2 separate regions of the Mus musculus genome follow, and region 2 is linked to region 1. The links are chromatin contacts, found by POLR2A ChIA-PET in ENCODE. All regions are on one chromosome and are shown on one strand. The core of a region is the stretch at or near the end of the contact, and the rest is flanking DNA. Distances in the headings are between cores, read along the strand shown. Region 1 has its middle 20 kb from the start of Gm46963. Region 2 holds the start of Gmcl1 (germ cell-less, spermatogenesis associated 1).

Evidence for each region. ChIA-PET counts read pairs that join two places held with the same protein, here RNA polymerase II (POLR2A).
Region 2: POLR2A ChIA-PET joins it to region 1 with 10 read pairs in Patski. The contact joins the promoter of Gmcl1 here to the enhancer-like site in region 1. POLR2A ChIA-PET finds 5 or more read pairs at or near these places in 3 of 5 experiments (Patski and embryonic stem cell).

The regions. Positions count from the first base shown.
Region 1 is chr6:86,581,943-86,586,622 of GRCm38, reverse strand. No RefSeq gene overlaps it. Among named protein-coding and RNA genes, the nearest start is that of Gm46963, 20 kb to the left of the region's middle. Within about 2 kb of position 1,867, at least 1 of the 3 ENCODE cell types and tissues checked has a DNase peak (open chromatin) inside an H3K27ac peak, as active enhancers do.
Region 2 is chr6:86,731,330-86,736,009 of GRCm38, reverse strand. Gmcl1 (germ cell-less, spermatogenesis associated 1) reads left to right here and starts at 2,632. Exons shown (of 14, transcript NM_011818.3): 1 at 2,632-3,099. The coding sequence starts at 2,846.

The DNA of each region.
Region 1 (4,680 bases), core at 618-3,117:
CCCTCCCACCTGCCTATTCCTGAGGGTGGGATCTATTCCTCTTTCCCTGATCCTGGGACCCACCCATCCTCCTCCTCCAACTCCCAAGATCATAGGTCAAAGAGATTCAAATGTACACCCACAGAAAAAGTTTTCTCCCTAACTCCGTAACTTTATCTTCTGCTCTAACAAACTTATTTGTTCCAGCATTCTGCCAAGTCCAGCTGCTTCTCAGACTCAGAGCCTGCGTCAGGACAGCTCCAAAGCAGTTACCCACAAGGGCTCTGGCCAACCTCAAAGGATGCTTCAACTGGGCCTGCACACCCCTAACCCCTGATGCTCCCACAGCCTGGACATGCTTCCTGGACGTCCAGCTTTTTGCCCCGCCCCCAAAGACACCCCATTGTCAGCAGGAAGGAGTCATAGACATCACATTGCCCCATTAGTCATTTATTATTAACAAAAGGCTGGGATCTTTAGATTTAGACCCAGGACCGGGGGCTGAGGTGCATATTTTACACAGCAAAGCAGACCTGGCCTCCAGGTTCTCCCAGCATCCCTCAGTCCCTACGTGGCACAACCTGCTCCCAACCCTGAACTTTCCAGCCCAGGGGCTGGGCTGCCCTTTACCCAGAGGCCCTTCCCTATATAATCCAGACATTTGGGCATCTCTTCTCCTTCTCTCTGTGTGTACACTCTTTCGCTCTCTTCCCCTCTCTCCTCTCCTTTCTCTCTCCCTTTCCATGTCAACTTTCTTGCCTTGGTCCTTGGGGCCAGTAAATACAAGAGCAGCTTCCCAATGAATGGGGGGGGGGGGAATTAAAAAAAAAAATATGGCTTGAATTGGTTCATTTTACCGGTGGCATCTTTTAAAATTACATCAAAGAGTTAGTTATCTGAGGTAGGGGTGGCTGTGTGGCAGGACAGATAGAGATGTGGGGTGCCAAAGACCCCATCAGCCAGTTCCTGACTCTACTGCAATAAGACAAACCCGCTGACTGAAAAGGACAGAATCCAAACACAGGCCAAGCGTTAATAGGAGGCCTTCCAACTCATGACATTCTGCTGGTCGGAGCTAGGGGATACCCACAGGCAACCAGGGATCCTCCGAAGGGATTTTTGGCAGATGATGCAGGCAGAACAGAGGCATAGCAATCCTGTGCTGTTAGTCTGTCACGTGACACAATCCACGTCCTCCTGTCACATGATCTTTGCCTTCCCCCATCTCCCTTCCCTCCCTTGGCTGTTTTGATTTGATTAAAATAGATGCAAACCGTGGTCCTTTCTATTTTTAACAGCCAACCATTACATAATCCACCCTGTAATCGCTGACTCGAAGCACGACTGGCAACGGCAGAAAATCCCTGGAGTTCGTGACAGGAAGGACTGGCCAGCACAAAAACCTCTGCCAACTGCCAGAGGAGTCATACGGGCCCTGGGAAATCCCTCCCCCACGGCCTTGCAGGAACTGCAGCTCTGGGGGAAGGGAGCCCCGGCAGCCTGGCCGGGAGGAGGAGGTATTGAAATGGGCTCAGACTCTAACCGAAGGTGCTGAAGGGGCGCCTTGCCCAGACACCCGTATACTTGATTTTCTTCCTAATGGAGTCTCCAGAGCCATGAACCAACCTTTCCAAACACTAATTCCTGTCCTCTAACAGCTTCTGAAACATTCCTGCAGGATCGGGAGAATGGACACAGAGCCAGGAAGCTGCGTTGTGGGCACAAAGAGCACCCCCGCCCCCTGCAAAGCTCTGAAGATGCTAGTCTGGAACACCACTCAGCTGGTTAAGCGTTTTGCGGCCCACTAGACAGAGGAGGCGTTCTGTGCTCATTGGCAGTGAGTGCATGTTGGCAGCGTGGCACTGCAGGAGGCACAGAGGGGACAGCCTCTCTCCCTGAATTTGCCAATCTTGGCCCCGTCCTAACCTTGTGAATCCAGAGGGGCAGGGCAGTCTAATCTGTAATAACTCATTTAATCAAATCTGCGGAGTGTCACACACTGGGGGTGTTGGGAGAGAACAGAGAGAAAAGTCTGCTACAATACCATCATACGGGATCGGTGGTGACAAGGAGCTGCTGAGGGCATACAGCAGGGGCAGGCAAAGCTGAGGGGTCAGAGGTCATTCTCAGGCGTTCAGGGTCCTCCCACTTCCTGCTTCCTTGACTCCTGTACTTAACCTTTCCAGGGCTTTCCATATGCAGATTCCCTAGGCTCTGCCCGTGTGTCTAAATGACAGCACTCTAAGCCAAAAAGACCTGCTGAGAAGGCTGCAGCCCAGCCCAGCGAGGACTGTGTACAATTTATACATGAACATTTCTGGCTGATGAAAATCCAAATCAAATGGTCATAAGGAAAAAAAGGGAAGGCAGCTGGGCCCACCTCAGGCGCTCAGCAGACAGCAATCGGCATCTAGATCCCTCTCTCAGCCCAACCTCCCTCTGTGTCTGTTTCATCTTGGACATCTTGGTGCAGAGACGGCCATCTACTATGGACCTTATACTCCACCTTAAGAAATAGGGAATATTTCTCAGTAGTTATAACCAAGACCCAGAAAGCTCTGACTCCCCAGCCACTACGCTCCAACTGACGGGTCACATGTTCTTCAAATAAAATGGAAACTGGGTGTGGTGGCACCTGCTTTTAATTCCGGTACCCAGGGCTGATAGATCTCTGTGAGTCTGAGTTTGGGGCTAGCTTGGACTTACACGGCCAGTTCTAGGCCAGCCAAGGCTATGTAAATAGACCCTGTCTCAAAAAAAAAAAAAAAAAAAAAGGCCACCAAGACCTTCCCTGAGACTGGTCCTCAAATGAGAAACAGAGTTCTTTAACTATGACAGGAGGAAGTACACCAAAAAGCCAAAGCCTACGGGTCTTATAGCTCTCAGAGCCTGGAGTAACAGTCACAGGAAGTGACACCGGAGGCTTAGCAAGATGGCTCAGTAGGTAAAGGCACTTGGCACCAAGCTTGGTGACCTGAGTTTGATCCCCGTAGTAAAGGAGAGAACTGACCCCCAAATGTCCTCTGGCCTCTACCACAAGCATACTGTGGCATGTGTATACCCCAACACAGATACACACAAACACAAAAGAAACATATACATTTAATTTTTTAAAATTCTCCATTAACCAGGTCTTTTTCCCTAAGAATACTTGTCAAGTGTGGCCCAGGCTTGCCCCTTGCTTTACTGCACTCACAGGAGCAGTGATGTCTCCTTAGTCTTCAAGTCCCAAGAACTTACTGCTCTTCTCACCCCTTCACCCCGAGGGCCGTAGCTGGGAAGGCTGCCACTCTGGGTCTTTGGCCAGCATCCTGGGCTTCTGTGTAACTCACAGGGATGGAAGGGTGTGACCAAGACCTTTCTGTGTGGCATCTGAACTAGAACTGGCTTTCTTTGGTCAGAAAGGATTGTTAGCAGGGAAACCTGACTATACATCTGAACACTAGGATGGCAGCAATCGGGTGTGAGCTGCAGGCATGTCCTTGGGCATGTTCTTAAAGCTGATGACCCCTTATCCCAAGTGCATGAGAAGTCCCAATGGCTCCTGCTGGAGTTCTGACTGCCTAGCTCACTTCATAAGAGTGATCTCTCCCCTCTGCACTAAGCAGCCCCAGACTGGGATTCAGCTCTCTTCATGCTTTATCAAAAATAACACACACACACACACACACACACACACACACACAAACTCACACAAAATATCATGTGCTTGGGGCTGGAGAGCTGGCTCAGTAGTTCAGAGCACTTGCTGCTTTTCCAAAGGACCCACATGTGGTCCTCAGCACCCATGTTAGGCAGTTTATAACAGCCTGTAATTCTAGCACTAGGGGTCCTGACACCCTCTTTTGGGCTCTACAGAGGCAGACATTCACATAAATAAAAAAACAGATAGATAGCTAGGAAATAATGGCCCATACCTTTAATCCCAGCACTTTGGAGGTAACAGTAGGCAGCTCTCTCTGAGTTCAAGCCCAGCCTGGTCTACAGAGGGAGTTCTAAGATAGGCAAGGCTACACAGAGAAACCCTGTCTCAAAACAACAATAGATACCAGGGGAAACTGGGAAACATTTGAAATGTAAACAAATAAAATATCCAATTTAATAAAAAAAGAAAGAAAGAAAGAAAGAAAGAAAGAAAGAAAGAAAGAAAGAAAGAAAGAAAGAAAGACGCATTCCCTGGGGCAGTACAGAAACAAAGGGGCTTTATTACACATGGTGTGGTCCCTTCAACCTCTGCTCAAACACCTCAGACCACGTGGCAAGCAGGGCTCTCTCCTCCCCTCGGAAAAGCAGAGTCCCCTCATGGGATCCCGAACTGGCTGCTCTTCATCCTCCTGCCTGGATGGAGTCAGGCCGCTGTGGCCCATCCATGTTAGAGTCTACCCTTGACAGCATCAAGAAGCAGTCTTGAGTCTTCTCACCGGCACCCATGAAGGTAAAGGAACCCCAACAGTGAATGACGGAGCTCCCACCTTCAGCAGCACAACTGGCCCTGGTCAGTTTAAGTGATTTCTTTATCTCTCTAAAGTCTGACACCTTCACACAGACTTACATGCTGACAAAATACCAGTGCACATAAAATAAAAATAAATTAATAATAATAATAGTTTAGTTACCTAAGTCTCTTTAATAAAAAGGGCTTTAGGAGCCAGAGAAGTGGCTCACCTGGTATAAAGGTGCCTGCCACCAAGCCCAGTGACC
Region 2 (4,680 bases), core at 1,383-3,882, 150 kb before region 1:
GCATTTAAATATGCTAAGGCCTACTCAATGGTATTGAATGACATGTTAGCTTGTTCTCTGAAAACGAGTGATTCTCTGCTCTAGTCAGTGCAGCATGCCTTTTAAGTGTCACATGGAACTGAGCTCAGTGGGGTAGCTATACCCTGTGTTCTCAGCACCACAAAGGACAAAAGTTGCAGATGTACAAAGAACACACACACACTCCTTTGTTCTTTCTGCGTTGGTACTGGGATCACTGACAACATTGCTATGTGACAGTCACTCCAATGAACTTAGATTCAGGTATCAACGCTACCACCTCAGGACTGTGGAATCTCTACTCCAACTTTATTACACTTTGGAGGCATTATTAGGTTCTTTGTTTTGGTTTTAACAGAAGTTTTACCATTACGTGGTGTCTTAGCCAAAATTTTAAGAACAGTGTTTTGTGGCTGAGTGCTTTCAGTGGGCTGTTTTTCTTATCCTTAGGTATAAGTTCAGGGGGAGGGTAGAAAGTCACAATTTTCTGCTCACTCTTGGCTTTTCAGAAGTCCTACTGTGTAGCTAGCTCCTCTAGGCCCCAAAATAATGTCATCTCAGTCATCAACATAATAAGCCAAAGTTCCAAGTGTAGTCTGAGGTTTCTTTCCTCAGTCAGTTCTGGCCTCAATGGGATGCTGGCTTGGGGAAGGGAAGTCAGGGCAGGGGACGAGGGCAGGGGACTGGAATGGGGGGAGGGCACTTCTCTTTTTCTCCATCATCCCTGCTTGTAGCAACAGTGAGAAGAGCAGAGGGGATCAGGTCAGTTCTTGCACTGCCCTTGCTCTGAGGGTGGAGGCTAAGTCCTATGTGGCTGTGGCAGGCTCTTACAGACATTGCCATGGCTCTCCTCAGTATCCAGGGAGCCATTCACCTGCGCTTCCTTAGACAAGACCAATATGGATGTTTTACCCTCTAGGAATTTAGTGACACATGAAGCCACCATGTTACAGTCTAGCTTGTGCATACGCCAAGGCCTCTTTGTTTTTGTTTTTTGTTTTGGTTTTTCAAGACAGGGTTTCTCTGTATAGCCCTGACTGTCCTGGAACTCACTCTGTAGACCAGGCTGGCCTCGAACTCAAAAATCCGCCTGCCTCTGCCTCCCGAGTGCTGGGACAATGTTTTAAGATGACCTCACGTATGTTTCATATTATGTACATTCCTGCGTGTCCCCTGCAGCCACCGTAGTTCTCTTCCTCCCACTTCTCCTTCAACCAGCCTCAGCTACACACCCTCAGAATTTCTCAAACATGAGAAATTCCTCAGTGGCTCACAAAGGACATATACTGCTATAACGGAGTGCAAATGGTGAATTGATGCAGTCAGTTCCGGGGGGGGGGGGGCGAAAAACTGGCAAGAACTCGTAAAGTTGAAAATTTCCCAAGAGCCCGTTTCTGGGATCTGCCTGATGAAGCTTTTGCGAGTGGTGTTCCTGAAAGAGCATCTACGTAGAAATAACTGAAACCCCTTGGCAAGGGAGTAGGCAAATGATGTGTCTAACAATGAGCAGTGACAATAACTAGAGATTCCATTCAAAGTATAGTTTTAGGAGAGGAGAAATCATAGGTTTGGGATGGTCCAATTCCATTTAAATTACATGTCTGAATGTGCAGCAGAAGAGTGGTTATACGTGTAAAGACATGCATAGAAATGGCACAGAGAGGGAGAGGCTGGAAACTGAGAATTAGTACACAAGGGGTTTCTCATTCCCCACTATATATCAATAAAGCTAAAGGGGAGTGAATCAAAGTAAGTGTGATAGAATTCCAAGCCAGTAGTAGGTCCACAGGTACTTGTATTGCTCTGTTTGAAACATTCTATTATAAACATTTTACTTTGAAAGGTATAAAAGGCAGGTATGGTAGCTCAGTGCCTCAACTCCTAGCACTTAGAGGCTGAGATAGGCGGACTTCTGAGAGTTCCAGGGAAGCCTTGGGCTTCAGAGTGACACTTTTCCTTGAAGAAAATTTAAAAAAAAAAAAAAATCGAGGGCCAGGGATGTAGCTTAGTTGGTAGAATGTTTGCTTAGCATTCAAGAAGCCCTGCATCTGATACTCAGCATTTCAGGTCCACGAAGGTGATGTGACACATACATGGCTGTAATCCCAGCTTTCAGGGGGTAGAAACAGGAGATCAAGAGTTCAAGAGCATCCTATACAGTGAGTCGAAGTATGTAGTACGAGACACTGACACAATAAAATAATAATTAAATCAAAACAAGGCAGCAGAAGGAAGGCAAGACCTGGAGGCTAGCTGAGGCTCCAGACTGAACCCGGTCAACACAGCTGGGTGACGGTCATCTATCTAACCGGGCCAGTCGGGTCCTAGAGCCCTGGAAGCAAAGGCCATGTTGGCAAGTCCGTCCTCTTATTAACCGTACAGGGCTGGATGAGACCCCGGAATCGAGGAAGCTTACGGGAAGAACCAGCGACAGAGATCCCGAGATCTGTTAGGCATAAGCACACAGTGCCCACGCCCCTCCGTTGAAGCCGGAACCGCGGAAGTCAGACACGCACCGGGGCTGAGCGCCGCAGGGACGGGCCAGCAGCCTGCGCATGCGCAACCTGCAGCGCAGGCTCCGTCCTCCCGCCCCGCCTTTTCCGGAGGCTCGCCTTGCGCCTGCGCCCTGCGGCGCGCGCTTTGTTGGGAGAAGGAGGGGGCGAGGTCTAGCGAAGCCGGTCCGCTGAGGCGCTACGGGCGGGGCTGAGGATGGAGGTGACTGCGTTCGCGGCGACGGTTGGGGCTGCGCGCGAGGCGGCAGCGGAGTAGGCGGTGGAGATACGGGCATGGCGGGGCGGCCCCTCGGTGCTCCCTAGGCGCCGGAGCCATGGGCGCTCTCAGCAGCCGGGTGCTGCGGCCCGCAGGGCGCACAGAGCAGCCCGAACCCACGCCCGGGGCTGGGGGCGCGGCCCGCAGGTCGGACGCCGGCGAAGATGCGGGCCACAGCTTCTGTTACTGTCCGGGCGGCCGCAAGCGCAAGCGCAGCAGCGGCACATTCTGCTACTGTCACCCCGACTCCGAGACAGACGACGACGAGGACGAGGGCGACGAGCAGCAGAGGCTGCTGAACACGCCGCGCAGGTACGGAACGCCCCGCACCTTGGGGGGCCTGACCCCGGTGTCCTTGACAGGAGAGCGCGGGAGGGTCGGTGCGGGAGGTGAGTGCCCGCGGAGCAGATGGGAGCTGGGCGTTTGCAGACAGACCTAGGTCAGTGCGGGAGCGGGCGCGTGCCGGGCAGACCTGGGGTCAGTGCGGGAGCTGGGCATTAGCAGACAGACCTGGGTCAGTGTAGGGTCTGGGAGTTTGCAGATAGACCTGGGTTAATACGGGAGCTCGCGCGTGTTGGGTGGACCTGGGATCAGTGCGGGAGCTAGAAAGCTTAGGGTTCTGCACATTAAACAGAAGCTTCCTGAGTGTCAGAGCCTCAACCTGAGCCTAAAAGGACTAGCCAGAGCTTCCGCGTCCCTTCCGTAGCAGGCGTTTGCTTTTTGAATAGGATAGCCACGGGAAATTTTACTGTGCATCACTAGCCATAAATCAGTAAAGAGAGGAGCATAGTAGTCCCTGAGATGGACATCTCTCTGTGTTGTCACTAGAGGGACCAGTGATGGAGATTCGCCCAGTTAAGAACAAAGTCTGCTTGTTGAGGTGGGCTGCACTCTGTGTAGGTTGCATAAGATTTTTTTGAGGGAAGAGTTGAAAAAAAAAAATCATTGCTTGTGAAATAGATGTGGCGTATACCAGAATATACTGTGCAGTAAGGATTTTTTTTTTCTCTTTTTAAGGTCACTGTTAGACTCACACAGATGTAATTTTTTAATGAAATTTTTAAAAAGGATCTGCTTATGGACATTGCATTTTTGTTGACAAAAAAAGTGTAGGTGAGCCGGGCGTGGTGGCGCATGCCTTTAATCCCAGCACTCCGGAGGCAGAGGCAGGCGGATTTCAGAGTTTGAGGCCAGTCTGGTCTACAGAGTGAGTTCCAGGACAGTCAGGGCTACACAGAGAAACCCTGTCTAGGAAAACCAAAAAAAAAAAAAAAAAAAAAAAAAAAAAAAAAAGTGTAGGTGGTAGAGTTGGAGCTCAGTGGTAGCGGTAAGATATGTAAATATCTTAGGTTAAAAACTAGGTTAATATAACTTTTCATTAGGGGGTGAATATATTCACAAGATGGATGTTCTAATGAGTTCCAATTCTGAATTCCTATCTGTATTCTGCACTTAATATACTCATTTTCATATGTAAAGTAGAACTATTATTGCCACCTCAAAGAGTTACGCAGATTTTGCAAGGTATTACAATCCTGCAGTAAGCCTCTGGTGGCTGAGACAAGAGCATCAAGTTGGAGGTCAGTCTGAGCCACAAAGTGACTTAAAGGCCATTCTGGGCTGTATCCAGACACCCTGGAGAGAAGAGAGAGGAAGGAAGGGCTGGGAGTGTTGAGACTCTCACAATCTGAGAGTGAGCACAAGTGCAGTGCCCCCCCCCCCCCCCCCCCCGGTTTTAAGATTTGTTTTTATTTATGAGTATGTGGATTTGTGCACATTCCTGCAAAGTCCTGGAACTGGAGTTACAGAGGTGTTGAGCTCCCTAATGTGGGTGTTGGGAATTGTACTTGGGTCCTTTGGAAGAGCAGTGTGTGCTCTTTACCACCGAGACAC